5 separate regions of the Mus musculus genome follow, and all the other regions are linked to region 2. Evidence: chromatin loops called from intact Hi-C (ENCODE). Cell type or tissue: heart. All regions are shown on one strand. Each heading gives the region's core, and the rest is flanking DNA. Links, peaks and the distances in the headings are about the cores only. Region 1 overlaps Hacd2 (3-hydroxyacyl-CoA dehydratase 2). Region 2 overlaps Sema5b (sema domain, seven thrombospondin repeats (type 1 and type 1-like), transmembrane domain (TM) and short cytoplasmic domain, (semaphorin) 5B). Region 3 overlaps Hacd2 (3-hydroxyacyl-CoA dehydratase 2). Region 4 overlaps Pdia5 (protein disulfide isomerase associated 5). Region 5 overlaps Sec22a (SEC22 homolog A, vesicle trafficking protein).

Region 1 (6,296 bases), core at 440-5,439, 570 kb after region 2:
GGCTCCCACCCTAGAAGGAAGCAGATTATCATGTCTTAGAGATATTCCAGGAATGTGTCCTGTCTTGAGAGGTCAGGCAATAAAAGAACCCTCTTACTATCAGACACCCCCATCCCAGTCCAGGACCTGAGACACTGACTGAAATGACAGGACACTAAGCTACAACGACCCAGCCAAGCTGCTTATGAAGTCCTGAGCCCCAACACCGCAAGCACATGTTTTAAGCAATGATTTGAGGGGAGGGGGTGATCAACTTTTAACACACAACAGAAAACCACTGCTAAATAAAAGAAGTACTATAGATGCTTTCATCAGAAGCCTATTTGTAATCACAAGTCATTTAGATAAGTTGTCAATTGTGTAATTAATGACTTCATGTGTCAGCTCACTCTCTGGAAGCAATAACCATTTTGATCAATTCAGAAAGAACAACAAATCCCTTATGCCCCTTCAAAAGCATAATGAACTGAACTAATTAATTTTTGAAATTCTACTCTATCAAAAATTAAACAAGGGCTGCAGGGTATAGCTCAATGGTAGACCATGTAGTCAGCATGCATAAAGGCCTTGGATTCAATCTGTAACAGGAAAAACAAGCAAAGCAAAAGAAAACACCAGGGATATATACAAAACTGAATGATTATTTGTGCCCTAAAATTTCACATACCGCTTTTTCCTTTTCCTTTAAGTCAATACATAAGCAATGTAGTCTATCTCCAAAGATCTATAAGAATAAGCTATCTACTTGATTCCCGACAGTCTATTCAAGGTGCTAATCTACCATTATTTATAGACCTTTGGCTCCTCTGAGTAGCTGTCATTAATAGAACAACTTAGGATTTCAAAACACATTATTCAACTCAACTGCCCCCCCAATAACTAAAATATTAGTCATATTTCTCAAACCTACAACTATATAAGAACTAAAGACATACCTCGACTCCAGAAGGCTGTGAAGAACTGGCATAAAAAACATCAAGACTACTACTCTACCTGAATGGCATTCCTTTCAAGCTCCGAGTCCTAATCACTGAGGAATCTTCTATTAGCTTTCAGGTTTCTGCGGTGTGTGTGTGGGGGGTGGGGGTGGGGCTCCCAGTCACACCAGAGGTCTTCAAAGTATCTCAGAGGTGTCACCTGGGAACTCCTACATGCTCCATGGATAGACTGGTCTATCTCTTGGGTTCAGAAGGAAAAGGGGCCAGTGCCTTGTTTCTAAACCAAAGGACCCTATACTTGACACTCTCGGCCTTTGAGCCTGGCTTTTGAGTTTGGCTCCTGCTTTGAGCTTAAGCTCTCTAAAGAACAGGTCATGACCAAACTGGTACCTGGGAAGTGAGACTGGAGAAAGTCTAAGGGCAGGGGATACAGACCAGACACATGATGAAGCAAGCAGACAAGAAGAAACAGAAAATAATGAGCAAGATTGAAGAAAATAGATGGAGAAAGAAAGGCAAGGCAAGACAAAAAAAAAAAAAAAAAAAAAAAAAGAATGTAGAGAGCTTTTTTTTTTAAAAAAGCAGACATGAGCTCAAACAGGTTCTTAAAAGTTGTTACTGTGTGTGTACACGCATTCTCACCTGACAGGAAGGACAGAGGCTGACCACATGGAGCTGCTTCTCTCCTACTACCATCTGAGGGTCAGTCTCAGACCATCAGACTTGTATAGCCAGAGTCTCTCACCAATTCCTCAGAAAAGGATTAAAAAAAAAAGGATAAAATTATGGACAGAAAAAAGAAACAAAGTTCTCTGAAGGAAAGAGGCAGAGAGAAAAGCAGATGGCAGAAAAGGCAAAGGCTGGCCTAAGCTTCTGACTGGGAACTAGGCAGAAATGGGTAGGGCCACATAGATCCAGAGAACAGGAGTAAGAACAGGCCAGCGTGAAGCATGAGGAGGGTCTGTGCAAGTTGGATTGTAGTGTCTGAAGAATGAGCAAGGGCAGAACCAAGGTGTGACTCAGAAGTAATTAAGTGGGAGCCACTGATGCAGAGAAATGGTGAGGGCACAGTGGGAGGTCCCTAAGAGGACAGTGATTGAGGACCAAAGCCCACGCAGCAACAACCCTTGAGAAACACAGGGAGAAAGATCTCAGGATAGGAGCAGGTGCTGAGACAGACTGAAGGGTCACAAGTGTGAATGGCCATACCTCAGGCGAGACCTCAGTGCTGTCCTTGGAGGGTCTGATATCCATTCTTTATAGTGGAAATCTCCCAAGCAGCTCTGGGCCTTCTCCTTTGTGCCCACTGCATTTCACTGAGAAAAGGTCTGTCACATTTTGTTTCCCACCTGTCTCCTGGACATAGGAGTGAGCTGGGCCTTGCTTTTCAGCACCTTCGATTGACGGCCAGCACAAACTCTAGATACTTATGGGTTTGCTGGAGGACAAATGCAGAATGGGAACTAGGAAAAGCCTACAAATGACATTACTCTTGACCTCTGCCTAGGAATTATCAACAGAGACAAAGTTACAACTACAGGTACAGTTATAATATACAATGTGCAAAACACTGGTTCTAATCCTCAGCATCACAAAACAAAAAACAAAATACCAAGAAAACCCACCTACATAGTCAACAAATACATCACTGGCAAAGACAAACAAACAAACAAAACAAACCAACCAATCCAAGTCGCAACATATCTATACAACTGAGTACCATTCTAAATGTACAAAGATCAACAATAACAAATTCAAAACCATACAAACCCAAAACCCTTAGCACAACTAACAGATATGGGTTAGTATTTGTTTTTATTCGTTAGTATCATTCTTTTTTGTTGTTGGTTTGTTTTTGTTTTTGACACAGGGTTTCTCTGTGTAGCCCTGGCTGTCCTGGAACTCACTCTGTAGACCAGGCTGGCACTGAATTCACGGAGATCAGCTGGTCTCTGCCTCCTGAGTGCTGGGATTAGAGGATGACAACCCCATGGCCAGCTGGCTCCAATCATTCTTAAGGTGAAAAACAAGAGACTTCTATTTCAGCACAACTACCTTGAGCTCCTACTGCAAATCTTTGTAGAAAGAGAATTCAGAAAAATTACTCAAAAGAGGGAGGAGCAGTACAGGGGGCCAGAATCAGATTCAAATCACTTATGAAGGAGACAATACGCTCTTTGTAGAAAACACCTCTTAACTGCAGAACCAGTCACAGGGTCTGTTTGAGCCCACAGGAGTAGCAATCTGAAATTTGAAAGGACCCTACTACTGGTAAGGGATGGGTAAAAAGAAAGCAAGAGGTGCCCTCTAGCGACTGGTAGTGGAGAAGGGGCTGCAAGTGCAGGATCCTGTACACTAAAGAGAAAACTAATCAGGACTTACCACTCATCCCTGCCAACCTCAAGTGAGGCTCCACTCACCCACACCTCAAAGCCTATTCACAAATCAATCAAAAATGGGTTACAAACAAAACAGGCAGTGACATGAAGTAGGAAGGGGACACATGGGGGTATCCTGGTGGAGTGAATATGATCAAAATATAAGATATACATGTATAAACTTGTCTAAGAATAAATAAAAGATATTTTTAAAAACTGACATCAAAAGAAAAAACAAAAACAAACGGTATTTGTCCTATCAGTAACTATGAATGGGTTCAATTTATTTATCAAGACTTACAAAAGACAACTCAACCGTGTATCAATATAAACGTGACTCAAGGTCTACTGTGTCTACACTGCACACAGCCAGAAGAGGTGAGCAGCATGTTGTTCCCTGGGATCCACTGTCAGGCTGCCTGCCTCCTGTGGGAGTCCTGCTGGTATCAGGAACATCCAGTCAACACCAGAGGACAACCAGATGGGAAAGGAGAGTGTAAGAACACAGTAAGAGCCAGGGCAATGTGGCACCATCAGAACCCAGGTGCCTTGCTACAGCAACCCCTAAATATCCTAACACAGCTGAAGCATAAGATGATGACCTTAGAGCCAACCTTAGAGGCCCTTACAGAGAAAATGAATAAATTCCTTAAAGAAATACAGGAAAATGCAATCAGTCAAGTGAAGTAAGTAAATAAAACTGTTTAAGAACAGAAAATGGGAGTAGAAGCAATAAATAAAACACAAACTGAGGGGATCTTGGAGATGGAAAACCTAGGAAAGAGAACAGGAACAACAGATGCAAGCATTTGGCATAAAAACAGACATGTTGATCAATGGAGTAGAATCCAAGACCCAGAAATAAACCCACACTCCTAAAGATACTTGATCTTTGACAAAGAAGTCAAAATAATACAATGGAAAAATGAAAACATCTTCAACAAATGGTGATGGTCAAACTGGATGTCTGCATGTAGAAGAATGGAAATAGATTCATATTTATCACCCTGCAAAAAAACTCAAGTCCAAGTAGATCAAAGACTTCAACATAAAACCAGACACAATAGATCTCACAGAAAGTGGGAAACTGCCTTGAACACTTTGGCACAGGAGGAGACAACTTCCTGAACGTTAACACCAAGAGGCACTAAGGTCAACAATTAATAAATGGGACCTTATGAAACTGAAAAGCTTCTGTAAGGCAAAGGACACCATGAAAAGCAAATAATGGCAGCCTACAGAATGGGAAAAGATCTTCACCAACCCTACATCTGTTAGACCAAAATATATAAAGAACTCAAGAAATTAGACACCAACAAACAAAATAATCCAATTTTAAAATGAGGTAGAGAGCTAAACAGGTGAGGATTTGGAGCAAGGGAAAAACTTCCTCATTGCTGGTGGGAGTGCAAACTTGTACAACCACTTTGACAATCAATTTGGCGGTTTCTCAGAAACCTGGAAATAGTTCTACCCAAGACTCAGCTATACCACTCCTGGGCAAAAACCCAAAAGATGCCCCACCATACCACAAGGACACTTGCTCAATCAACTATGTTCATAGTAGCTTTATCTGGAATAGCCAGAAACTAGAAACAGCTTATATGTCCCTCAACCAAAGAATGGATAAAGATAATGTGGTTCACTTACACAATGAACTACTACTTAGCTATTAAAAAACGAAGACATCATGAAATTTGCAGGCAAATGAATAGCACTAGAAAATATCATCTTGAGTGAGGTAACCCAGATCCAGACAAGTATTGTTATGTACTCACTTATAAGTGGACAGTAGCCATAAAGTACAGGATACTCATGCTACAATCCACAGACCCATAGAAACTAAGTAACAAGGAGGACCCAAAGGAGGATGCTTGAATCTCACTCAGAAGGGAAATAAAATAGACATTGGAAGTGGATGGGGGAGGAAAATGGGTGGGAGAGGGGGGTAAGAAGGGAAACAGGGATGGAGATCAGGTGTGGGGTGGAGGTAGGGCTCAAGAAAGGGCTATGAAAGAGAACAGAAATTGATGGGAAGGCATCTCTGAAATGAGCTTGAGACCAGGCACAGGGAAGGCTCCCGAGAGTTTATGGGGGTGATCCTAGCTGAGAGATATGGAGAATGAAGTGGCCACCTCCTGTAGCCAGATGGGACTCCCAGTGGTATGAGGGGAACACCAAACCATTCACAAAACCTCAATCCAAAATTTATCCTGCCTACAAGATGCACAGGGATAAAAATGGAGCAAAGATTAAGGGAATGGCCAACTAATGTCTGATCCAACTTGAGACCCATCTCAAGGGCAAGAACCAATTCCTGACACTACTACTAATACTCTGTTATGATCCCAGACAGGAACCTAGTATAACTGTCTCCCGAGAGGCTCCATCCAGCAGGTGATGGAAACGGATGTAGAGACTCACAGCCAAACTTCAGGCAGAGCTTGGGGAGCCTTGTGGAAGAGTGCAGGATAGAACTGAAGGAGTCAAAGGAGTCAAGGACACCACAAGACCTACAGAGTCAACTAACCTGGGCCTATGGGGGCTCACAGAGACTCAATCACCAACCAAAGAGCATCCAGGGGCTGGACCTAGGCCCCACACACATTTGTAGCAGATGTGCAGTTTAGTCTTCATGTGGGTCCCCTACCAATTGGAGTGGGGGACTTACCCTAACTCTGTTGCCTACCACTGGATCCCCTTTCCCTAACTGGACTGCTGTGTCAGGTCTCAGTGGGAAAGGATGCGCTTAGTCCTGCTTTGACTTGATATCCCAGGGTGGGGTGGTACCCAAGGGGGACTTGTCTTTCTCTAAGAAAAATGGAAGGGTGTGATGGGGGAGAAGTTTGTGAGGGTGGGGCTGGGAGAAGAGGAGGGAGGAAGTCACAATCAGGATGTAAGTGAATAAATAAATAAGAAAAAAGTCACTTAAAGGGGCACAAATAAAAGAATGAACAAAGGCGACTGGGCAAATGGAAAC
Region 2 (6,296 bases), core at 745-5,744:
GCTTGGGGATTACGTGGGTGGTAGACCCACTTGGTCAGAGTGTAGCAGAACAGAGTTCAGGTTTAGAGACTAGACTGTAGCTGAGAGAGGAAGGATTCCCAGCTCCACCGTCGGCTGGGGCCTGGTGGGCCTCCATATCTCTGTCTGTAAAATGGGGAACTAGTTCATGCCTGGCTTCCTCATGGTCCCCGGGAGACACATTTAAAGTCTTTATTATGGCAAGCGGATGTAGCCTGGTTTTTCCAAAGCATCCTTTTCGCCTCTTCGATCTGCCTTTGGCCCATCCCTCTTCAGGTTCCTGGACTCTTTAGGAATAATTAATCTAGGAAGCCCTGGCCACCTCAGCCCCGCTGAGACGAAACGAGGAGACACTGGGCCAGAAAGGGAAGGAGGGGCCCTGCTGAAGGAAGCCAGGGGGTGGGAACGGGACACTTTAAGCTGGGAGATTCCTCTCCGTGATTTGGCTGCTGGCCCGGGAGAAGCTGAGCGCAGCTTCTCCTCTGGCCTAGGGTGGGGTGGCCTTGCCCATGACCTTGGCTGTAAGCCTCTGCTGCCCCTCCCCAGCCCCCTCTCTAGATCCTTGGCTGAGCTTCCTGGCCTCCATACTCCTGGCCCAGGGACAGATGGGCTCCAGCTTGTGGCTCTGCTCCAGCTGTGTTCTCAGGTAACACAGGCATCTGCTCACAGCTCTAACAAATTAAGGGAAACAACACATCACTTGATTCATTTTTATCCCATCGAAAATCATCCATCACGACGTCTCAGTCGGCTCTCAGGGCCGGGAGATGAGAGTGGGGAATCTCAGCATTCCGCCCAGCTCCTGGTCCCATAGGGAATAAGGCAGGCTATAAATGGATAAAAACAGTTCCCAGCCTGAATTCCAGAGGTCCAAGGGTGTCGGGGAGAGAGGGAAAGGAAATCCAGACAGAGGAGAAAGAAAAGCGCTAGGACAAAAACCAAGGGTGGGCTGTCAGAAAAGGTCCAGGATTCAGGACACAGGCTCCAGGAGCCGAAGGGAGCAATCCAGGAGAGAATGCTTTCTTCTCCGTGTGAGGGCAGAGCTAGGCTCAAAGATCCACGAGAAGCTGCATAAAGAAGACAGTTATGGAAGCAGGTTTGTATGGAGACCCCAAGTGGATCTGGTGAGGCAGTGTGACACAGGCAGGTGACAACCTCTCTGCCGCTGCTTCTCCACCTACGTACAGTATGGGAGTGATCCGAGCCTCCCTCCAGGGCTGACAATGAGTCCTGGACCATTTTCTGCATGCATGGCTTGCTACATATACTGAATTATCTGTTGTGTGATGTAACTTATTACACAGATGCCACATAAAATAATGCATGTGGCAGTCATGTTTTCTTGTCACATTTCAGAGCACAGTCTTGGGACACCACTCTCTAGGCATAAAAGGTATGTGTGTATGTATGTATGTATGTATGTATGTATGTATGTTTCTGGGTTTGCTTGTTTTTAGTACTTACTACCTTTTTTTTTTTTTTTTTTTTTTTTTTGGTTTTTTGAGACAGGGTTTCTCTGTATAGCCCTGGCTGTCCTGGAACTCACTCTGTAGACCAGGCTGGCCTTGAACTCAGAAATCCACCTGCCTCTGCCTCCCGAGTGCTGGGATTAAAGGCGTGCCACCACGCCCGGCAGTACTTACTACCTTTTAACTTTGTGTGTGTGTGTGTGTGTGTGTGTGAGAGAGAGAGAGAGAGAGAGAGAATGGGTATGTATGTATGTATGTATGTATGTATGAATGTATGAATGTATGTATGTATGTATGTACGTATGTATGTATATGTGAACACGTGAATACCCTGGCAAGCATGTAGCTCCTGGGGATTGAACCCAGTCAGTCAGGTTTGGCAGCAAGCTCCTTTACTCTCTGAGCCATCTCACTAGCCCTATTTGCTTGCTTTGCTTTTTCACTTGTTTTGGAGACAAGGCCTCATTATGTAGCCCAGGCTTGTCCTGAACTTAAGGCGATCCTTCTGCCTTAGCCTCCCTAATGCTAAGATTACAGATGTGAGTCAGTCTACTCAGCTGGTAAAGCCTTAGCCGGGAGAAAGGATGGCATGAGTAGCAGTTACCAGATTACACTGCTGCACTATAGCTTGCCACCGGCAGGACCTGGGAGAAGGGGACGTGAGATCTCCCTGTATTCTCTCAGCTGTGCGTGAGTGAGGAACCTTCTCAAAATACAAAGCAAAACAAGTGTTCGCTTTCCTGAGGAAGAAAGCCCACAGTCGGGGCTGCCTGAGTGTGTGCAGATTGCCTCTCAGAGAACACCAGGAGCACCTAGAGACAGCGGCTTGTGAGGGTGTGGCCTTTGCTCTCACTGAATACTCTTGTAACCGGCTAGTCACATGCAACGCTGCTGCTATAAAATGTTTACTTCATTCAGAATGGTTTTAAATGCTTTCTGCCCTAGCATCCCATCCTAGCATCCCTGGCCATAGAAGAGAAAACTGAGACTCCAAGTTGATCCAGCTCAGCTGCCTGCAGACCAGAGCTTTGTGGGTGTCTCACCTCCTTCTCATACAGCAAACAAAAGGGGGAGAGCCAAAGGGCAGGGATGGCCAGCTACACAGTGTCACCTGAAAGTGTCCTTCCCAGCTACACAAGCCGATCCAGATCCTCATGTGTTCAGTGCCCTAACACAGACCGCTGGGGTCAGGAGGCCCAAGTTCTAGTCCCAAGCTTGCATAGTCTTGCTGTGTGTGTTGGGTCTGACTGTTTTCAAGCTTGCGCACCAGTCACGGGAGGCCTTGTTGAAGCAAGGTGAGGCCTATTCTTAGAGTTTCTTACCCAAGAGGCTCAAGTATCATGTTTCAGCAAGTTCCCAGAAGCTGTGGGGGACGCTGACCCAGGTACCCCCTACCTCATCTCAGCTCCTTGCTTCCAAAGCTGGCAATGAATGATTCATGATAGTTATGCCTGAAAGACGAGGCCTCCCCAGAAAGGTTTAGCATTTGAGTCCTGGTCTGGACAGTGGGGACAAAGGTGGGCAGACTATAGAAAAAGAGGCTCTTTGTAAAGGAAACATATGGCCTAGGGCAGCGGGCAGCACCCTTGGTGCAGGCAGGCAGCTTGCCAGCAGGGGGCGCCTGGGTACCTCTAACTGGGCCGGTCCTGGCATCAGGGCCTAGAGGGCAGAAGATAGAAGCAGGTGTCTTTGCTCTTAATCCCCTAACAATATTTGATGAATGAATCTAGCTGAGATTGTGTGGTCTGGGAATCAATCCCACAAGTTCCCTACTTGGTGGACAGTCAGTACAGACAGGGCCTGGTATGGAGGACGGGGACTCGAGATCAGTGTGGATACTCATCCCAACAGTTTCCCTTCTGCCCCTCTCCAAGTGCCCCCATACTCTCCTCCCATGTTACCCCATTACCTGGCTCCCACGATGAGCTGATTCCTCGAGGGATCAAGAGCAAGCTGGGAGAAATCCCGGACTCCAGGGTAGGTGAAGTTAAAGACCCACGGCTTCAGATCTGGTGGAGACAGAGAGAGACACTTCTGTTACTGTTGGCGTTGGACCCACCATGCTTCCAGCTTCAGCGTATCACACCAGAGAAGATCACCCAGCTGAGGTGGAACATGGAGCTGAAGGCCCCAGGAGACCTGGGTTTCACCTGCCCACCTCTGTGAGCAGCCAGCCTTCTGACCTCAGGGATTAGAGTATTGTATTTCTGCCTCTGGGAGAGGACTCTGTCCCGAGCAAAGGAAAACTTATGATTACCCTGGATTCCTACAGAGACGCTAAGCAGCCACCTCAGTGCGCATCCATTTGTTCTCCCCCCAGGCTCCACTAGCTGCTTTCTCCCCAGACCTCACCCCGACCTAAGCCATTGTCCTTTTTTGCCTAGACTTGAGCTGACAGCCTCCCATGCTAACTAGCCTGTCTCCTATAGCTGTGGGTTTACTTCCCACAAGGCAACAGGAGTGATAGTTCTGGAACTCATGTGTAGCTACTCCAGTCTCAGGTTTAGATCCCTTCCCAGCAACCTCCAACAAACCTCAATCCTGTGACCTTTAGGTTCTGGTCCCACTGGCCTCTCCAGCTAATCACCTGGCATTCATTATTTATTCATTTAATGAGGAGTTGAAATTTGTTCAAACTCATCACCTCAGGCATACTTATCTAAAATGTTTCACACTTCTTGTGATGGTTTACATATACTCAGCCCTGGGAGTTCCACTATTAGATGGGTTGGGGTAGGGGTGGCCTGGTTGGAGTAGGTGTGTCACTGTGGGTGTGGGCTTTAATACCCTCATTCTAGCTGCCTGAAAGTCAGTATTCTGCTAGCAGCCTTCAGATGAAGATGTAAAACTCTCAGCTCCTGTACCTTGCTTTCCTGGATGCTGCCATGCTCCTGCCTTGATGATAATGGACTGAACCACTGACCCTGTAAGCCAGCCCCAATTAAATGTTATCCTTTACAAGACTTGCCTTGGTCATGGTATCTATTCACAGCAATAAAACCCTGACTAAGACACTTCCCCAATCCATTCCATAAGGCCCACAAATCTTTGTACCCTGAGATTTACCCCCACCACTACCTCTTCCAAGATTTCCCTGATACCACCCAGCAGGGTTAAAGAGACCCTACAGGCTTCTACGACCTGACATCATTATTCCACTATGGTGCGTGTTCAGCCTGGTGGTTTGCGCTGGGTCTAGGTAAGACCTTGCTGCCTGAATCCCCAGGCCCCACCTGTATAGCCGTGTTTGAATATGTGAATGACAGCCTCAACTCCTCTCCTAGGAGGATGATCAGGCTTTCTAATAAGATTCCATGGGGCGGTGGGAGTGGGGAGGGGAGGGGCGGGGCAGAGGTCGGGTGGTCTGTGTCTACCCCTATCTTTGAGAAAGCATTTTCTAGTCAAAGCCAAAGCCTTTTATGGTGACTGGGTGGGCAAAGAACAGACCTCACGGTCTGATAATGGTCTCATTGACTTTTCCCCAGTCCCTCCACTTCTCCCTGGTTGATCCATCATAGTACCTGAACTCTTGCTTGCCAGTGCTGGTGGAGCAGGACTGGAACCAGTGAGAAGCCAGTAGACTGTCTAGGAATTTTTGTGCTTTCTACCCACTGTGAGCAACTGCCACACAAGGTTCAGATCTCTCTCTCTGTGTGTGTGTGTATGTGTGTGTGTGTGTGTGTGTGTGTGTGTGTGCGTGTGTAATCCAAGGGATATAAATCATTGCTCATTATCCCTCCACTACAGAGTAAAAGCTGCCCTTCATTTCTGCACAACAGGCAAATGCTTAATCACTCCCAGGAGAACGGGAGGTTTTGCAAGTTGGATGTTTTTCAGAAAACTGTGATATGCATGATAAAATAAATAAGTAAGTAAATAATAAATAAATAAGGAAGAAATTCTGCAGCAAAGTAAAGCAAACTCCCTAGGCCCCAGCAGGTGGCTATAGATTGGCAAGAAATGTCACAGCCTCTGGGCAGGTTTTCAGCTGACCCTGAGCCATAGGAAATCATAGTAGAGATTAAATGGAATGCGCACCTCCTCTAGGAAGACCTCCTTGATTGGAGTGCCTCCACATCCTCTCCACCCTCCCTGTTCGATTCCTGTTGTATTTTACAGTCACTCTGCATCGGGTGTATGGGCCTCCTCAGACCAGATGGTCCCTACCAGAAGCGAACAGGTGGCACTTTCACCCGCATGTGGTCAGGGGCATCTCAGGTAAAGGCAGAGGGATAGGAAGGAGTTGGTGAGACTGCACTGCTGCAGATACTGTCTGAGAACTTAGCTCAGTCTTCGTCTTGGTCTGTTCTCAGTGGGGCGAGGAGAGGAGGAAACACAGTCTGGGCTGGGATGACCCTCAGGAGGTGGAGGTGGAGGTGACTGGGGGCCTCTCTCAGTTGCTGCCCCTCTCCCCCAGCACTGAAGGATCTCACACAGTCAAGTGGAGGAGACATGGCTGGGCACAGTGCCGTGATCCTGGGGAGGCCTTGGGAAGAGAGCCAGCCTCCTCTTATTAAACAGGCAAAGGGGACCAGAGGGAAAGCTGTCTTTAAAACACCAAGCACGTTCTGAGCTCCGTGTGCAGCGAAGGCTTTGGACGGCGACTTTAGGAGAAAAATGACATTCTCCATGACGCGCCTGTGATTTTAATTATAGTCAATTCAATTACCCACTTTGTGGACTAACCACTGCCAGTGTTAACTCCAGGCTGGCTTCTCCCTGCCACCGAGAAAGGGCATGCTGTGGCAAACCCAGTAATACACAGGCCAAAGAGAGACCCAGGTGGGCCTCCTTAAAAGGAACCCATAG
Region 3 (6,296 bases), core at 579-5,578, 520 kb after region 2:
AACAGGATTTAACAACGGAGTAAAGTAAGGATGGGTGAGGACCCAGAAGAGAGGAGATGGCTCTAGGGCTTGCCTTGTGTGGTTGTCTGATGGAGGCCATTCAGAGGGGAGAAGGGGAACAGAGGGGGGCTGTAGGGGATGATGGTTTGTGCCAGGTAAGGGAAGGAGAGGAGTTTCAGTTTGGAAGGGTGAATAGACGGTTATGGATTCCCTGTGGAGGTTAGAGAGGCATACAGATGGAGCTCAAAGTCTGAGATCTGTTCCCCATCTTAGTACCTGCTCCAGCGGCCTCCAGGACCTGAGTGGTCAGTGGCAGGCTGAGTGGCAGGCTTTATACAGACAGCACTGGGCTGAGAACTTGCTCCTTCCCTTAGCATCAGATCCAACACGGGAAGTCTTCCCTGGGTGTCAGCAAGGCCTCATGGGGAATGTCCACTCCCGACGCCTTGCCTTTTGAAGACTAAATGGTGTCTTTCAGTTTTAAGTTGTTGGCAATTGATTAAAAAAAAAAAAAAAAATGGCAAGTGTCCAGTAGAACCTTTCCCCAGGCTAGATCTGCTCTGGCCCTGCTGGCCAGAGTTCTTGGGTTAGAATGAGACTCGAAGCTGAGTCAGAACCTCCAAGATCAAGAGTCCTACAATGTTCTTCAAAATTCTCCATAAGAGGGCCAGGGAGATGGCTTCTCAGGTAAAGGCACTGGCTGCTGCCAATCAGGACAGCCTGAGTTCAATTCCCAGAACCCACACGGGGCAAGGAGAGAAAGGATTACCCCAGTCCTCCTGACTTCCACAAGCATGCTGTGGACACACCCACTGTCGAACTCCACATGGCCCTACAAATACAACCACGGACAGGAGTGAGCAAAACATGGGCTGCAGGTGTAAGCAGGAGCAGGGTGGACTCATGCATTCTTCTTGAGGCATACCCTGGTGTGTGAGAAAGTGAGTTAGGAAGGAGACGGAAGACAATGGCCTAGAAAACAGGAGAAAAACAGCACAGGCTAAAGCACACAGAACAGTGCCACAAGATGGCTGCCGACGGGAGGGAGGATGCTGGTTCCCAGGGAGATGCCTACGCATCAGCCCCTCCCCAAGGAAGAGGGATGCTGATCATGATGCAGAGTCTCATGGTTCTGATGGAGCTACATTCACTATGGGAGCAAGCGGAGCTGATGAGCCTTAAGAGGTCGGTGCATAGGGATGTAATCTCTGGGGCCTCTTCCAGGCTTAAGTGGAGAGAGGAGTGGGGCTTGCTCTCTCTAGCTCTCCTTGGAAACTGCCTTGTCCTTCCTGACCTAGCCCTCCACCTGCAAAGGCCAGGCTGGTGCCTGGCACGGGGGCACAGGCGCTCCACCTGTCTTCCCCTCACAGTACTGGTGCTGGAGGGGAGAGTGATGGGATTTAAAGTGAGTCTGGAAGGTCTCATAATTTCCTTTAGTCTATGTGACCACTTCTCATTGGCTTAAGAAGGAATGTTTTGAGGCTTTTTTTTTTCTCAAATCCTAGAGGAACTCCACCCTGGAAAGATTAGTCACAACACTTTCTGGTTTACTCTCCATAAATTCTTTGGGAAACACACTGAGGAGAAACCAAGAGTTCTGGGCTAGCATCGGCCATTGTTGAACCTCACCATCTATTCCAAAACCTATCATGGTTTCTAGAGTCAAGACTGTTGGGTGTCCAGCCCTAAGACAAGGACTAAATAAAGAGTGTGCCCTGTGTCCCATAACCCGAAGACCACTAGTAATCTTGAGAGAACCCCATCTGTGGCACAGCATGACAGGAGACGAAGAGAGAAGCAGGGGACAAGGAGAGCAAGGGAGGCCAGAGCTCAGAGGAAGCACCAAGAGACTTGGACTGTCTGAAGCACAAGAGACGGATGAGCCCTGGGTAGAGGCTGACAGGATCGAAAGCATGTTCCCAAATCAGCTTTAGAATTTTGGTAGCAAAAACTGGAGGGTTTGCTTCTGACAGCCTCCCCTACCCCCACCGCCCCGAGGCAGGGACTCATTCTCTAATTCAGGTTATCCTCATCAAAGAAATCCACTGCTTCAGCTGGGATTACGGGTGTGAGCAGCAGCATGCCCAGCCTAGGTGGCATCAGAGATAACATCCGGAGGATTTGAGGAGGATGGCGTTTAGGCACACTCATGCTGTGCATACTGAGAATACTTGAGAGAATACTTGAGAATACTGAGGTGCAGGGGACTGAACTCGGCTTGGGGCTGCCGATCCCTACCCGTCTCTGCAACAGATTCACGTGTGACCGTGACGCCTTTTACACCCACTGGAAAACAGCAACCGACACACTCCATCTGGGGCTGAGCACACGTGCGTCAGTAATCTAAGGATCCACTTATTTATTTCACGAGGGGGGTTTTTCTAAAGCATCGGGAACCACGTAGAAACCAAAGTAGTAGCTTCCTGGATCTCAGGCTGAGCCCCACTCTCGTCATCCCCAAGAAGGGGTGGGGAAAGCAGCCTTCTACAGTGATGTTTTTCAAGGTGTGTTCAGGAAGCCTTGGTGTGTGTTTGTGTGTGTGAACAGGTTTGGAAAGTCTGGCACAGCGCCCCCTCTTGGAGACTCAAAATACATTCATAGAGTGAAAGGGAACAGAAAACTTTCCTTTTTTGTCTCCGTGTTTTAAACCAGACGCCACCCCCCACCCCTATATCCACCCACTCCTGCCACTCAGGGCTGTTGTGGATGACAGGCACAGTGTGGTTGAGGGAGCCTCCGGTGACCTGCTTGGTACCTTCAGTATGGTAGCCATTTAAACAGCTCTCTCTGGAGACAGATCTACAGTCTGTTAAAGAGAATAATTCATGGCAGAGACAGAGTATTTGGAATCTGTGAGAAAATCCACAGTCCAAGAGTCGAGTTAACTTAAGTGCACAGTGTACCCAACAAGCTGCAGACAGCACTCTCGGGTCCAGACACCGCCTTATAAGGTGGCCTGACATTTTCTCATGGCCCAGACTGCCCTCCAAAAATATCCAGAGACAGCAAGAGTGGGAAAGGCTCTCCTGGGGCATTTGAAATAATCACATGCAGGCTCTGCTGCTGAGCAGTGCAAACACCTGCTTGCAGCCCTTCTTCCCCCATCAAAGCTCTGGGTGGCACAGTCCTTGACAGGAGGGCACTGGGGGGTGGGGGGGGAGAACACACGACCCTCAAAGCGTGCGCCCAAGCTGCTTTCTCTCTGTACGCCTCCAGAATGGGCTCCAAACCTGTCTTTGCTTTATATGGACAATAGATGCGTGACTAATTTTCATCTGTGTGCCTTTCTGCCCCTTCCTATCCTTGCTTGGGCTGAGGCTGGTTCCTGAAGCCCATATTGCTTTGGAGGTGCTGCCCCCTAGTGGGGATGACTGGCCAGCACAACATGGAGGCGGGAATGGCGTTACAGACTGTTCAACCAGGCTGCAACTCTGCAGGACATCTGGATTCCATCCACCCACTGCCATACAGATGTGAAGGTCCTGCTGTGGAAAGGAGTTTGTGCTCTAGAATTAGGGAGCATCAGGGGCTTCAACACAAAACCTCTCATTGATTTAGGTTTGTGACCCAATGGGAGTCACCAAGCAAATTTACCTTTTGTGGGAAAAATTAATTTTGGTATGGAGATTTTTTTTCCATGTAACACCATGGGTGTCACACTAAATAGGAAAAAAAAAAAAAAGGAATAGCCCCTCATATTTTTCAAAGAAAGTGTTGGTTAAAAAAAAAAAACACACACAAAAGAACTTCACGAGTCTCCCCTAGTCTGGCTCTTAGATGCGAGGAGAGGAATGTTAATAGGTATGGCTATTTTTGGTAATAGTTACTTATAACAGTTTCTTCACTACCAAATGGCTTGACAATGAGCCAGGCTATTTGTAAGGCTGGGATTAAAAAGAAAAAAACCAATATGATGAATTGCAATGCTAGTTTTTACTCTTGTTAAAGGAACAGAACCCAGCAGCCTTTTTGGAACACTGTGAACAGGCAGGCGGCTTCCTAATTACAGGCAATTCTTCTACGACAAGGCTCATACACATACAATTGCCACAAAGTAGACAATGGTGATCAGAAAGACCCAGCTCCCACCACCATGCTAGAACTGTAAAGGCTGTGCACAGGCAGCCTTGACCACTGGCTTTGCCACTTGCTGCTCGGAGTCGGTTTTCCTAAGTGAGAACAAAGGGTCTTGTGTAGTCAAACGGCCTGATGAGCCTGTTCATGGAGACCTCTCTAAGAAACTGGGATCCAGAGTGGGAGGGTCAGCAGGGACCCTGCTGGGGACATTCTAACCCAGGTCCCTCCAGCACTTATGTTTGAGTTTGACATTGTGAAAACCTCCCAGGAATGTTCTGGAATTGGAGTCATTTTTAGGTGAGGTACATGTAGTTTTTATGAAAGACAGACACTACTGGGAGACACTCATCTGCCAGGTTGGGGCTCAGCGAAACGTTAGAAGGCTGAAAAGGAAATGCTCCTCAGAAACTGCCCAGAGCAAACAAAACCAAACCCTCATTGTGGGACCGAGGGTCTTGACTTCTTCTGACTGATGTTTTAGATCCCTGGTTCCTAGGGGGGAGGGGTTGCTCATGTTGTGAGCATGTCGGCATGTTGGCAGACTGCCTCGGTGTGTGTGACGTCGAACTGGCTGAGAGAAACCACTTAATAAAGCCTATTTCTCCTTTAAGTACAGAACCAGTAATATCAGCAACAGGCTTGAAAATCATCAAAGGACAAGCGGAGTCCATAATGGAATGGGAGTTTCCACATTCTTGCAACATGGCTCCAGATCAGACCCAGGCAGAGCACACACCAATTTATTTTGGAATGCAACATGTATCAGTGTTTTATGAGTATAACTTACTACATTAATATCAGATAAAAACAGCTTTCAAGTGCATGCGTAGAAAGTTAAGCATAGTTTTTGAGCTCCTTATTCCTAAATATACAAAAAATACATTTAAATTATATAATTTTAGTGAATCAAAGACTTATAAAATTACAATTTTGGTTTTCACAACATAGAAAAAATACAAAATGACTATATATATGGTTGTATAATTTTTTTACCCAAATTTCAAAGGAGCAGTGTGTAGTGACTTTGATGTTTTATAATGGTTTATCTGAAACTCAGAACTGAGTATGGTTTTCAGGTTGGACCTCAGCAACACCAGGCTTTTAATAGAAATGTAAAGCCAACACAAGTGAAAAGCAAGGCACGGTTGCCTCCTGTCTTTCTGGCCGGGCACCATCCACACTGTCCTCTTGCTCAGTTTGCTTTAGACTTTCCTGTCTGGGAGGACAGTGCTTTACTCCATGACTAACTCCGTGGGGCCTTTATGATGGTGGTCCCAGCCTCAGCATGACGCAGATTAGCCATACAAGTCTACAGAGGGCCCCTGTGCACCTCAAAGACTCTGTCCCTTTGGCAGAGGGCCCCTGGGGGAGATCTGACCTGCAGTCAGGTGGTTGCTGCGAGGGTGATGGCTGACTCTAGTTCTGACAAAAGAGCCACTGAAAAAAAGAACCTTCCGTGCTCACACCTCATTAGATGTCACACCTGAGGAGGCTGGATGTTCTCAGTTTGTAAAAGAACATGATTACCTCAACAGAGAAATCAAATCATGTTAGGGATGAAAAAGACCTAACAGCCAGCTCCCGAGAGGGGACAGAAGGACACCCTGCTGTCTGCTGCATCTTAGAGCACATGTCAAGCAGGCACTGGATTGAGACCCTGTCTGTGAGGGAAACTGGTGACTGTGTTCTCCTCAGTGCAGCTCAGTCTGATGCGATCCAGATGTAGCAGTGAGGAAGGCAGGCCCAGGGGTCTCTCGGGCTGCATGATCTGCTTCAGGCCACCTTCTGTGGGCATTCCAACGCAATGGTAACAATCTCAGCTACAGTAAAAAGGCGGACGAAACCCAAGCTAATTCTGTTTCACAGAAGCAATACAGTTTGGAGGAATAAAAAGGGAGAAAAGGTTGAAAAGACATATTTCCCACATATTTGTCTACCAAATACCAGAATAGATTCTGATTTTGACACAGCCAAGTCAAGAGAGCTGACTTGAAGCAGAATTCTAATGTTCAGTTTGACAATAACTTATTACACACCTGCCTGCATTAGCTCTTCAAGCTCCTATGAAAATATGCATTTGAAAATGTAGTTTTCATTATATTCTTCTGATTGGAACAATTATATTCTAAATGACAATGGCAAGATTTTTAAAGTCTTAAAGATAAACAAAAAAGGAAAGAAAAAGAAAGCAAGTGAGGGGAGAGAGCCTATTCAGAAGG
Region 4 (6,296 bases), core at 753-5,752, 210 kb after region 2:
GTCTCAGGGCCTTTTTTCCTAGCAGATGCAAACAGGAGCAGTTTACCTCCCCTCTTCATACAAGAGCTAGTGAATCATAGATGGCTGTGTGCCTGGCCAGCAGGCTGTCCATGCTACTGCCTGAAGAATACGATGTGTTCCTCTTCAGCGCTCAGCCCTCCACTTGCAGAGATGGTTGACAGTGTACCTAGCTCTCCCCTACTGAGGCGTATACTCCCTGACCCCTACTTTCTTCATAGCAAATCATCTACCATAGACAACGTTTTAAAATTAACTTATTACTGTGATTGAGCTAGAACCTCACTGTGTAGCTTTAGCTGGCCTGAACTTGCTGTGTAGACTAGGCTGGTCTTGAATTCATAACGATCTACCTGCCTCTGCTGGGATTAAAGGTGTCGCTACCACATCCGACTGCTGTAGATATTCACTGGGGGGGTTGTTAGTTTGAGCCCAGATATAAGAAGCCAGATATCACGGAACTGGTGCCTGGCTGATGACTTCCTAGTGCTAGAATCTACCGCCAGTACCTTCTTGTTACAGAATGTAGGGATCACGACCTGTGTCCCAAGTCAGGTCCTACCGCCCGTCCTCAGGAAGCAGTGAAAGAACCAAATTAAAAGTGGAAAGCAGACCGATGTGGTGGTGCACACCTTTAATCCCAGCACTCAGCAGGTAGAGGCGGGCCAGCCTGGACTACAGAGCAAATTCCAGGATGCCAGAGCAACATAGTAAGACACTATCTCAAAAACAAAAACAAAAGTAAATAAGTGGAAAGCAGAAAGGGAGATTTTTTTTTTCAACCTGGCCGCATTGGGAAGAGCGACAAAGGGATTTAGTAAACACCCCCGCTCCCCCCCCCCCGCCCCCCGCCAGTCTATCTTTGGGGTTCTGATGTGAGATGAATGTTTGAATAGAAGACCAAGGATACCTGAAAGCAGTCCTGACCAAACTTGGTCCTGCCAACTATTGACCCATCTTCCTCTGGGTTTCAGTGTGTACTGTAGAACTGGATGAAATCTGTTTCAGGGAGCCCGGTTCCTGCTCCAACAAGCGCCCTTTCCTTTTCCCTGGCATGAGATTCCAGAGGAATTCTTAAGTCTCTGGCCTCCCTTGTTCACAGTCTGATAGTCAGATTGAGAGATTCAACTATAGCTCTTTAGCCAGGCCAGTTACAATCTGACATCGAGTAAGCAAAGCAACCAAAGGCTTTGCCGCGCTCGCTCGCTCTCTGGAGACCAGCGAGACTGAGGCTTTTAGGGCAGCTCAGTCCACAGAGCCAGCATAGTCTTCATAGACTCTGAACCAGCTTTTGCTTCTCTGTGAGCCCGAGTCGCTCTTCTCTGATTAATTCTCCAGCCCTGCCTGCTGGAGCACTGCAGTGTTCCCTGCTGTCGGCACTTACAGGCAGGGAACAACGCTTGTCTATTCACATTTGTCATCCAAAGGGTTTTTTTTTTTTTCAAAGCTGCAGTTGAGGTGCTTTGGCAAAGGTACCGGGCAGTAAAGCAGCAGGGCTCTCATGGCACCAGCCATCTCGTCCTGGCGGGGAAGTTGGTACCTGGGGGCCTTCCCTCCACTTAGCACTAGGGGCTATAGACACTGATGTGTGGTTCTCTGTGAAGCAAACAGGCTCCTGAAAGATCAGGTAACTGCCAGGGTTTGGCAGCCAGTGAGTTGATGCGGGCTCGGAGAACATCTGTTCTCCGCCTCTAGAAGAATTAGTAAGGCAGTGCAGATTCTGCTGGGGTGTATACCACCAACCTGGTCTCCCTCTGGCTCAGTGCTCACCTCCCACCCCACCCCCATTCATACCTTCTGCTTGCTCAACCAGAGAGCTCTTTCCTGTCCTTTAGCCTCACTTCTTTCTTCCTCCTGTGTCCTACCAGTGGGTGGCTCAGAGCAGGACATCCAGCTTCCACAGTGCTTACTGGGCACCGTAGCTGTTTGCTCTTGCCAACTTGCTGGAAGTTTGCTCTACCTTGAAGATGCTAGCAAACACTCCCGGGGAAAAAAAAGATTCCCTGAGCTGTCTCAGAAAGCTATAGCAAACAACAGCCATGTGGCCATGCGCAATGGGTATCAGCTAAGTACCTTTCTGCTTGGGGAGGAGGCAGAGATGGGCAGGGCAGTCCCTCTCCATCCATCTCTGGATCCAGTTTCCAGTGTATAAAAGATCTTGGTGTGGGAGCTATGTGTCCAGGGGGCTGGATTTGATTGATAAGGGCTGTTCAGACCCCAGGGCTTGCTCTGAGCTCTGCCTGTTTCTTTGGTCTTCCAGTCCACTGCCACCACAGCCCCAGGTCCCCGAGACTCCCTGGGCAGATGAGGGCGGCTCCGTTTATCACCTGACCGATGAAGACTTTGACCAGTTTGTGAAGGAGCACTCCTCTGTCCTCGTCATGTTCCACGCCCCATGTGAGTGGAACGCTGCTGCCCCTACCACCCCCTTCCCCAGAGTAGGACACTGCCTTGGGACTTGTTAGATAGGCAATGCAGTGGGAGCTGACATGGTGTCTCTCCTCAGCTCATGCCCCTGGCCTGTATCTCCATCAGAACGGCACAAACATCCTGATCAGGGACTGGAGAGATAGCTCAGAGGTTAAGAGCACTGGCGGTTCCTCCAGAGGTCCTGAGTTCAATTCCCAGCAACCACATGGTGGCTCACAATCATCTATAATGACATCTAGTGCCCTTTTCTGGCCTGCAGGTGTACATGCAGGCTGAATGCTATATATATAATCACAAGTGTCCCTTGGCAGAACTCAGAGAAGCTCCATCCCCAATAAGCTTGAGTGTCCTCCCTGAAGCCAGCAAGGGCTGAGGAGTCAGACCGGGTATGTCCCAAGATAACTGGCCCTCCATTTACCTAGGGTGGGTCCAAGGTGCAGAGAGGGTCTGCCCTTGCCTGGTAGCTGAGCAGGCAGTGAGGCTGATATCTAGAGTGCCCCCTGCTGGTCCATATGCCCAGACTGAGATGATCATAGAGAATTCCAGTCTCCGGTGTGCTCAAGAGTGGCTAGAAGGCACGCAGCCTCCAGTCTTTCTGAGCCTGTGCCCTCTCTGTGTTGTGGAGAACAGAAGGTTGAATACGTGGCTTCAAGAGATGGGGGCTGCTCCTGAGAGGGAGAACAAAGGATGTCAGCCCTGTGTGGAGTTTCCTGGGTCTTCTGAGAAGGGCTGGCCACACCCAATAGGAGATAAGCTAAGTAGCCTGGGACTAGGTATTCCACATTCCATGTGAGATGCTCTGCCCTCGTAACCTTCTGCTCCCAGTTTGGGCCCAGTGATTATGTGTGAAAAAGCTTATAGAGAAGAGAAAAAACAAAAACAAAACCAAACCAAGAATTCCGTGCTTCACAGATGAGTGCCGGAATTGCAGTGTCGCAGTGTGAGAGGGGAGAAGATATAGAACTATAGAGACACCCCAGGAGGAGGAGGAGGATGTGTGATTAGTTAATCCTGTGGGCGTAAGGTGTTCATGCTAACAGAGTGGCTTCCGGATGGGTCATCTTTTATCTTACCAGCGAAGTGTAACCAAATGAGTGTGATTAGCATGGCCTTGCAGATAAGATCTTCACAGATTGCCCACTGCTTGTGAATCCTGTGCTGCTTCCATTTTTATTGGCCATTGAATGAGGATGGGAGGGACAACAAGGTCTAGCCTGACCCCTTGAGGGACTGTTACTATGAATTCCCCTAACATTTTATGTTTTTCTTAAAATTACCAAATTCAGCCAGATGGTGCTGGTGCACACCTTTAATCCTAGCCCTTGGGAGACAGAGGCAGGCAGATCTCTGTGAGCTAACGGGTAGCCTGGTCTACAAAGTGAGTTCCAGGACAGCCAGACCTACACAGAGAAACCCTGTCTCAAAAAGAAATCCCAAAACAAAACAAAACAAAAGCAAAACAGAACAAAACAAAACAAACAAAAGCCAGATTTTTGAGAATCCCGAAGAAAGAGTTTCCTGTGGTTTGTTTCTGGTTCTAGAAAACCGACAAAAAGCTCAAAAACATTTCTTTTCCCCAAGACTCTTTAGGCTTGAGGTCTTGTTTGGCCCTACTGCTTAAGGAGCAAAGCAAGATGGCATACATCTGTAATCCCAGCCCCTGGTAGAGTTTGAAGCCAGCCTAGGCTACAGAGTGAGACCTTATGGGGTGGGGATTGGGGGGTCTTAGTTAAGGGTATCCCTAAGGTTAGTGATACCTTAGAGACACTCACTGCCTGGACATCAGGCCGCACTGCCTCCATCCCCACCCACGCCTAAGCTAACATACACTTCCCTGGCCTGTCTCAGAGTTGTGGATGGAAGAGCAACTTCAGCGTGTTCTCCTTCATGGGTCTGTTTTTATGGCCAGTCAAGGATGCCCACTCACGCCCCGTCTGTGTGTGCATCAGTGGTCCTTACCCCTGCTTTCCTGCAGAGGGAGGGAGGGAGGGAGGGGTTCATGCAGCAGCACTTCCTGCTGAGCTGCCTGCTAATGTCCCCCCTTAGACAGACGCTGCTGATGGCTCTGCGTTAAATAGTGTATATGTAGACCATCTTCCCTCGCTGGGATCTGTGCCTTTCAGCCTAGGAAGGGCTGAGACCTCACAGTGTAAAGGAGAGTCAGAGCTCAGGGTGGGCTCCACGGGGAGTACTCTCAGTTGTCTGGCTTTGGACTTTGAGCCAGGGTGTTCCCAAAACCCCACCAAAAGGCTGAAGGCCTACAGAGCGATCCTGGGTTTCTCTCATAAAGAGATGGCGAATCCTGAAAGTCAAGAGGGTTTCAGGTGTCAGTGCTAGGCCGTGTAGAGAGTGGCAGGAAAGCAGACCCTCTCAAAGACATAGGCAAACAGAATTGGATTCTGTCACCACAGCAAACCATAGAGTCTGCTGAGCTCGGTTGGTTGGCTGTGCTGGGCTTAGTTCCTGGGCAGGGTTACGGGATCAGAGTGAGCACGCCTTTCTCTTAGGGAGATGTTCAGTGAGTGAGTGCTCTTCTGACTGTAAAGGGGAGAATGGAAAAGGATGGGCCCACCTGGGGGAAGTGGCCTCATGCATGCCCTGTGGCTGGGCCTGTCTGGAGAGTGTATACTTGGTTGTACTCAACATCTAAACACCAAGCTATGAGCATCAAGACAGACTTTCAGAATTGCAAAGTGACAGACTTTCAGAATTGCAAAGTTCATTGTTGCTTAAGAACAGCCAGCTGAAAGAGCTGACTTTTTAAATTTTATTTTTTTTAAATATTTATTTATTATTATATGTAAGTACACTGTAGCTGTCGTCAGACACCCCAGAAGAGGGAGTCAGATCTCATTACGGATGGTTGTGAGCCACCATGTGGTTGCTGGGATTTGAACTCAGGACCTTCGGAAGAGCAGTCAGTGCTCTTAACCGCTGAGCCATCTCACCAGCCCAAGAGCTGACTTTTTAAAAACAGCACAGTAGACTGAAGGGGTGAAAGCTTACATGAAAATAATAAACAAACTTGTTTCGGATGACTCTTAGCAGTTTTATAGGTAACCAATCCAGGGACATATGGGGAAGAATGTCGAGCTTAGTCCCAGCCTACTCCCTGTGAAACATACAGTCTTTCCTCGCAGTGTTACTTCCGTACGTGTGCTAAGAGCTGGGACAATGGTTAGTTCTGTCCTGGGCTCCTTTTGAGTGGCTAGGGAGAGAAGGCCTTCTGCTTTCCTCCCGACTCCCCTATGCCTACCCAAGCAGAAGAGCCAGGCAGCCCTTGACTGCCGTGGCGTGTCCTGTGTTTGGTGCCTGTAGCTTTCTTCCATGCCTGTATACATGCCCGTAGACCATGCTTCTGAGCTATTGGAGGGACAGGCATACGGGCCCTGGTTGTTGTGTATTGTCAGTCCTCTGTAGTCGGACTAACCTTGAAACCTGTTGGCTCCCAGCTTCCTCACCTTCTTTCTGCCTTAGCTTGCCCAGTGGCTTCATGTTTTTTTTTTCCTCCCTCCCTCCCTCCCTCCCTCCCTTCCTTCCTTTCTTTCTCCCTCCCTCCCTCCCTCCCTCCCTCCCTCCCTCCCTCCCTCCCTCCCAGCGAGCCATACAGACACTCCAGAGCAGGAGTGCTTGGGTAGTCATTGAATGACTAGCACCTACCAAGACCCTCTACATGGGCTAGCCGTAGTCACCTGGTTTAGAGCCAGGTTTGTCCCTGGGCCTTACTCTGCAGGAGCTGCACTGGATCTCCTGGGGAGGGCAATGCAAATGTAAGCAAAGGGCTGAAAGAGGTGTAGGCTTATGTGTTGGCAGAACCTGGCTTTGCAGCCCTTGAGCGTCTAATCCTC
Region 5 (6,296 bases), core at 721-5,720, 310 kb after region 2:
ACACACACACACACACACACAAAAGCGTAGTTAAGAAGCCAAGAGTAAAACAAAGACTTTTTCTTTGGTGATCAGTCCAAGGAAAACTGGAAGGGAGACATGTTTCTTACCCCGAGCTTTGATATTTTGATGTTCTCCAGTGAGGTGCAACCCTACTTGGCAGCAGTTAAAAGTTCAACCTGTTGAACTTAGCCTGTTCTTAGAAGCATGATTAGGTAGGCTTCCTCTGCCTGTGGGGGTCTGCATAGGCCATGTGAGGACATTAATGCCCCAGTTAGAATGGAGCGTGGTTTAGGAATCTGATCTGTGTTTTAAGGTCTATATATAAATTCTGTGCCAGTTTGAGAATGCCAGTGAAATGCAGGTCGGGCCTATGGACCTTGTGTGTACTAGCCCCTGTCAACTTACTGCCCTTCCTCCATACGCAAATAGCAAGAATGGTCTGGTTGAATAACAGCATGTTCTAATCTGCATAAACAAGCTCTGCAAGGTTGGGAAGGTAATACACATGGTGGACTGGCAGATGGGGAACGAATGGAGAGGCAGCAAGGCTTCACTAAGTGCCTCTTCCTAGATGGTTCTTACTTTGAACCATGTAAAATTGCTCACCAAAACAACTGTTGGGCTAGGAGTAGAACTTTAATGCTAGAACAGTAGCCTAACAGTACGAGATCGCTCGGTTCAATCCTCAGCAATGAAAAACAGTTTCTCTAGGGTAAACAGAAGCAAAAAAAATAACATCTTTTGTTAATCCAGTTTAATAGGTAGATTCTTCAAGTACCAAAAATTCAGATACAGGTAAATCTTTTGTGTAACAATGACATGATGTTGGTCACTTTTTCTTTCCTTCAGAGTTATTCTTGTTCACAGTTTATACGGGATGAAAAGTCATTTTTTTGTCTTCACTAAAGCCTTTAGACTTGGTCTAGTCTCTTCTGGTTTCTCAGTGCATTTTGTGTTAGGAATAATCCCTTTAAATCACAAGTTAAATAGTTCTTCCTGAAGCTTTCTCTGAAGAATTTTGTACAAATATTAAGAATTATATAAGTGGAGTTATTCAGTTCTTGCTAGTGAAAGAGCTGAAAAATCAACAGCTTCCATAGTTCTATAAAACTTGATTTATAAAGTAAAGGGTTTATTTGTTGGGTGTGATAGCACATGCCTTTAGGATCTTTGTGAGTCCAAAGCAAGCCTGATATAGTGAGTTCCAGACCATTCAATACTATATAGTGATTCCCTGTTGTTAAAACAGGAAAAATAAGTAAAGAATTTATTGAAAATTATAACTTTAATCTAGTGGATGATATATTGTATATTTCCTGATTGTGAATAGTATAGTAGATAGGTACTAATTTAAAGTTTATAGTTTTATAACCTTGATTTGTAAATACTCTGAATAATAAGAATTATTATCTTCTAGTATGTTACTTTATGTTTGTGGCATGTTTAACTCTGCAGACCTACAGGAGTCAGCATTCCTGTGTATTGCCATTGTTGTTAAAGATCCCAGATAAGTGTGCTGGTGGAATGGCTCTGCTGGTAAAGGCTCTTGCTACAGGTCTAATTGCTGAGTTGGATTCCAGGACCCCTAGGATGGAAGGAGAGAACTGACTCTTGCAAGTTTTCCTCTGACCTCCATCTGTTTGCTGTGACATGTGTATGTGCATGCTTATATGTGCAACCATACGCAGACACAAAGTGTGAAGAAAATGAAAAAATAAGACTCAGCATAAGTTTGCTTATTCTAGATTAGTAACTGTTACTAAGAGTGATAGAATTTATTAAAATATGTGGCACCAAAGTTTTTCTTTGTTGTATGTGTGTATGTATTTCTCTCTTTCTTTCTTTCTTTCTTTCTTTCTTTCTTTCTGTCTGTCTGTCTGTCTGTCTGTCTGTCTGTCTATATCTATATCTATCTCTCTATATATATATTTATTTTTAAGTTGGTAAATCTGATTTCATGTTCAGAGTAATGTGTAAATTGGATTATTTGCACTTGCTTCCTAGCTTTGTTCTGAGTTTAGAGATGTTAATAAGGTTGTTGTGAGTTGACACCTCAGGAGTGTATAAGCTTTTATCACACTGTTTATAGTGCAGGGGTTCTTCTAACGATCAGTTTTGAAATGATGATAATTAGATCAAGGCGAAAGCAGAGCTACTTTTCATATGGAGTATTAGAAAATGAATCCTGTGACAATAACAGAAATGCTGCCCTGGAAGTCAGGAGACCTGTGATCTCTTTGCCAGTAACTAGCTCGTTGCAGATAGGATGCTGTGGGTCTCATATTGAAGTGTGCAGGATGGAGGCTTAGACTCCACATGCCCAAGGACTAGAGAGCACTAATGCCCTAGGGTCCTCAGACTCGAGAGTTGTTTGCAGTACTTACTACAAAGCAGAAATGAGTTAAGAAATAAAAAATACAGCTTGTGAATAAAGATTTAAGCACAGACTGCCTCTGGAAACATGCTTTGAGGTATTGTAAAATCAATTAAGAAAGATTTCAAATGGCAGTGTACTCTCAGAAAAAAAAAAAAAAAACCTGTTACATTATAGGACCAGTAATTAGGTCCTGTGATATGTTGAAAGGCTATATATTCTTTCACATATTCTGTGGTTGATGTATTTACCATGTTAGAAAGTGTTTATGACTCAACCAAAATACTAAAGAGCAGCATGCAAAAGTATAGGTTCATTTCTTTGGGGATGGAGAGTGGAGAGGTAGAGAGAAAAAGCCAGAAACACTCGGAAAGGTTAACAATCATTGTTCCTTTATATAAGAACAACATGGACTTCTTTGTATAGTGTGCGTGCGTGTGTGTGTGTGTGTGTGTGTGTGTGTGTGTGTGTGTGTGTGTGTGTACGCGTATTTGTGTTTTGAGACAGGCTTTCTCTATATAGAGCTGGCTGTCCTGGAACTCACTGTGTAGACCAGGCTGGCCTTCAACTCAGAGATCTGCCTGCCTCTGTCTCCCAAGTGCTGAGATTAAAGGCGTGCGCCACCACTGACTAGCTTGAACATAAACTTTTATAATTGGGAAAAAGGACTTAAAAAAATAAGCAGTTTAATTCAAGCCTTTGAATTAAAAACGTAGAAACTGTTGAACTGCCTGCTTCTGGGGCAGAACTGGCCTGAGCATCCTAGGGGGATTAATAGTTTCTGTTCCAAGATCTCACTAGCATAAGCCACTCTGCCTTGTGGCCTGTTCTGTACTCAATCAACTGCACTAAAGCAATTTGCTTTTCTTTCTATTGTATACCGATCCTTCCACCCACATGGGCAGAGAGAGGCACATTTGGTGGCACAGTCTTGTAATGCCAGCACTTAGGAAGCTGAGCAAGGGGATTGAGCATTTGAGGCCAGCCTGGGCTACATCATGAGATCCTGTAGGAAAAAGAAAATTATTTTTCCTAAAATAAGAGGTCTAGTGTAATGTCCCTGCATGGAAGAAAAACACTCCTCCTTCCTTGGTTTTGTGTACTGTTCGTCCACACAGTGAAGGAAGTTGAATGCCGGTACTTGCTAGGAACAAAGGACAAGTGTATGGTTCTCTATTCTCACAGGCTCTGGCTATTCTTCCTTACTGTTTTCTAGCTCAGTGACATTATAACCAGGCCTGATCTTTCTTTTGGGGATTTAGCACACTCTAGTGGACAGTAGCTTTTCAGTCACCACAGTTTTATTTATCATGCCAAGTTACTTTATTAGGCAATTCATTTATGTGCTTCCGGGGAGTAGAGCTTGTCAGATTGTATTTAAGTGGTGAGCCTCACGAGCAGGGGGAGCTTGCTCACTGCCAGGGTGGAGTGCATTTTCATGTGGCTTTACTGGAAGAAGAGGTTTTCTGTATTGTGAGGAAGCTAGCTTTTCCTCGGTGCTTCTCATCATCCCTGGGGTGACAGGCTGCTGATAGGTGAAGTTAAGACACAGAGAATGCAGGCAGTTTTCTTCAATGTCCCATTCCTCTGCCTTTTAAATTTAAATGTATCTGTATGCATGGGTGTTTTGTCTGCATGTATGTCTCTGTACCACTTGTGTGCCTGCCTGGAGAACATGAAGGTCAGGAAGGAAGCACTGGATCCCTCGCACCTGGACACATTGTCAGTCCCCATGTGGGTGCTAGGAATTGCACCTCTGTCCTCTGGAGAGGGAGTCAGTACTTTTAGCTGCTGAATCAGATCTCCAGTTACTCCTCGCTCCCTGCCTTACCATGTGTTCTATATTTCTATTTTTTATACACCACTTTGTAAAATGTTTGAGTGTGTATAAACATAAACATATCCTATCCTGGTAGATTGTTTTTGGCTTTTTTTTTTTAAGTAAGTACTGCCAATCAAAAGGTAATCTTGATTTGTTTTTTACAGAGTGATGGTGAGGATCTTAATTACATTATTGCATTTTTCCTTGGGACAGCAGCCTGCCTTTACCAGGTAGGTTTCCTCCCATTTGTAACAAACACTTCCCCATTGCTATTTGTTTCAGATGTCGGGTCTCATAATTGCCTGTGTGTTTAAAATACATAAAAATGGTGTCTGAGTTATTTGCCTCTCCTATAATTTGGTCTTCTGTTATCTTTGTAACCTACACGTCAATCTTGAGTTGTAGGCAGATGTTCACAGTGGACTTAGTCCTAACCCTTTCTCTGTGGTGGGTTATCAGGGGTGCCACGTCATGTGCCTGCGGCAGAAAGGCTACTTCTCAGTTGTCTAGTGAGAACGAGAGGATTTGTGCTCTGGAGGAAGCCATTAATAAGGAGTGACACAGCAAAGTAATATTTTAGGATTTTTAAGTAGGCATGACTTTTCAGTAGAGGCGAATAGGATGGATTGTAAACAGAAGGACTGGCAGTTAGGAAACCAGTTGGGAGATGATTCTAGCAATTCAGATGGAAAATAAAGGGAGCGTGAAGTTTGGCAATAGCAGCAAGGCCGTGAAAGAAATACTGCCACTGAGAAGGAAGGCCAGTGAATGTGTAGACGACTCGGGGTGGGGGTGGGGGCAGGTTCTGTGCCTGGCCAGTAGGGAGATCAGTCTCAGGAGAGATGGGAAGAATGGCCATGGCAGTGAGGAATACTCAGGAATAACTTTGTTAGACCATAAGGAGCAAACAGGGTCCACTGACCCAACCTTTATAAGTGGCGTGTTCCTTTGGCGTCTATGGGAAAAAGAAAGAAAAGGTAGGACTATTTAAAGCTCAGTGTGGACCTAAGACTACCCAAAATTTAGTAGGACGCCGGGGGAAAATACTTTGATAGGTATTTGAGCTCTACACAAACATACATTATACATTTTAGTTTTAGTGGCTTCACTTTAAAATCTTTAAACTTTCTTAATGTTATCTTTAGAAGTCTTATTAAATTTGACAGGTTTCAAATGACACTTCATACAGGTAATGTGACGCCATGTGTTTGATAGTGGAACACAGTGTGCTTCAGTTTGCACAGTGTTCTCTTGAGGGTTTCCCACTTTAATCCTACACCCTGTCATATAAGATTATTGTCTCATTTATAAAAATGAGGACAGAAGGACTCAGTACTGTTCTGTGGCAGCATAACAGGAAAAGGGAGGAGCCGAGGCTACTGTTGCAGAGTTAGAGCACAGGTTCACTCCCCTATAGCATGCCACCTCTGTGCCCAACCAAGTCACTAATCCTGCTTCTTTTTCTTTTTAAATTGTTTGTTCGTGATCGAGTGCTGCAGCACCATTTCTTTATCAGACTGCTTTCTTCCACGGAATTGCTTTTGCACCTCTATATGAACTCAGTTGGTGTATTTTGTGAGACTTTCTGGGTTCTGAATTACGTTAGTTTGGTCTATTATCCTTCTACCACAATCATATGGTCTTTATTACCCTAGCTATATACCACCTTAAATTCAGTTTTCCTAATAGTTACAGAATGATTCACATTTTCTATTTCAGCAGATGAAATTATGGTAGTTTGGGGGTTTTGTGGAAGTGGTCTATTTTATCTAATTTATATGTATAGAGTTGGTAGTCATATCTCTATTCCTTTGGTGTCTGCAATGTTTATGATAGTGTTTCTTTTCTGATGTTGGTAATTTATATTGTCACAGTTGGTCCTGTCAGTTTCTATGTCACTGTTTGAACCAGCTGTTCAGTCCATCAGGGTTTTTGTTTTGTTTTGGGGTTTTTGGGGTTTTTTTTTTTGTTTTTTTTTGTCCCTCTTCTGTTTTTCTGTTTTCAATTTTATTGATTTCTGCTCTTGTTAGAAGTTAGAAGTTGACCTTTCTAGGTTTCATTTCAGTTCTGGTTTTGTCTCACATGTTTTAAAGCTAT

Evidence for each region. A loop is a pair of places that touch in the nucleus more often than their neighbours do. Peaks named below come from ENCODE experiments on the same cell type or tissue, not always from the same donor. Only the 100,000 strongest peaks of a DNase experiment are listed, where the experiment ranks them.
Region 1: it touches region 2 in a loop (16-fold over the local background); 3 of 42 quality-filtered maps call a loop at or near these places.
Region 3: it touches region 2 in a loop (3-fold over the local background); 8 of 42 quality-filtered maps call a loop at or near these places.
Region 4: it touches region 2 in a loop (5-fold over the local background); 14 of 42 quality-filtered maps call a loop at or near these places.
Region 5: it touches region 2 in a loop (11-fold over the local background); 22 of 42 quality-filtered maps call a loop at or near these places.

The regions. Positions count from the first base shown.
Region 1 is chr16:35,058,192-35,064,487 of GRCm38, reverse strand. All of the region lies in intron 3 of Hacd2 (3-hydroxyacyl-CoA dehydratase 2), which reads right to left. Among named protein-coding and RNA genes, the nearest start is that of Hacd2, 39 kb to the right of the region's middle. In heart, for the core only: a CTCF peak has its summit at 3,253; no DNase peak of the experiment used is centred there.
Region 2 is chr16:35,625,210-35,631,505 of GRCm38, reverse strand. Sema5b (sema domain, seven thrombospondin repeats (type 1 and type 1-like), transmembrane domain (TM) and short cytoplasmic domain, (semaphorin) 5B) reads right to left here. Exons shown (of 22, transcript NM_013661.2): 3 at 3,397-3,496. Among named protein-coding and RNA genes, the nearest start is that of Sema5b, 87 kb to the right of the region's middle. In heart, for the core only: no CTCF peak of the experiment used is centred there; a DNase peak (open chromatin) is centred at 3,095; H3K27me3 peaks cover 759 bases.
Region 3 is chr16:35,107,679-35,113,974 of GRCm38, reverse strand. It overlaps Hacd2 (3-hydroxyacyl-CoA dehydratase 2), which reads right to left. Exons shown (of 7, transcript NM_023587.2): 7 at 4,800-6,296. Among named protein-coding and RNA genes, the nearest start is that of Adcy5, 44 kb to the left of the region's middle. In heart, for the core only: a CTCF peak has its summit at 2,576 (motif pointing left); a DNase peak (open chromatin) is centred at 3,374; H3K4me3 peaks cover 828 bases; H3K27ac peaks cover 2,701 bases.
Region 4 is chr16:35,418,985-35,425,280 of GRCm38, reverse strand. Pdia5 (protein disulfide isomerase associated 5) reads left to right here. Exons shown (of 17, transcript NM_028295.1): 11 at 2,279-2,415. Among named protein-coding and RNA genes, the nearest start is that of Gm25079, 40 kb to the right of the region's middle. In heart, for the core only: a CTCF peak has its summit at 2,956 (motif pointing left); no DNase peak of the experiment used is centred there.
Region 5 is chr16:35,316,937-35,323,232 of GRCm38, reverse strand. Sec22a (SEC22 homolog A, vesicle trafficking protein) reads left to right here. Exons shown (of 7, transcript NM_133704.4): 6 at 4,364-4,429. Among named protein-coding and RNA genes, the nearest start is that of Sec22a, 44 kb to the left of the region's middle. In heart, for the core only: a CTCF peak has its summit at 3,650; no DNase peak of the experiment used is centred there.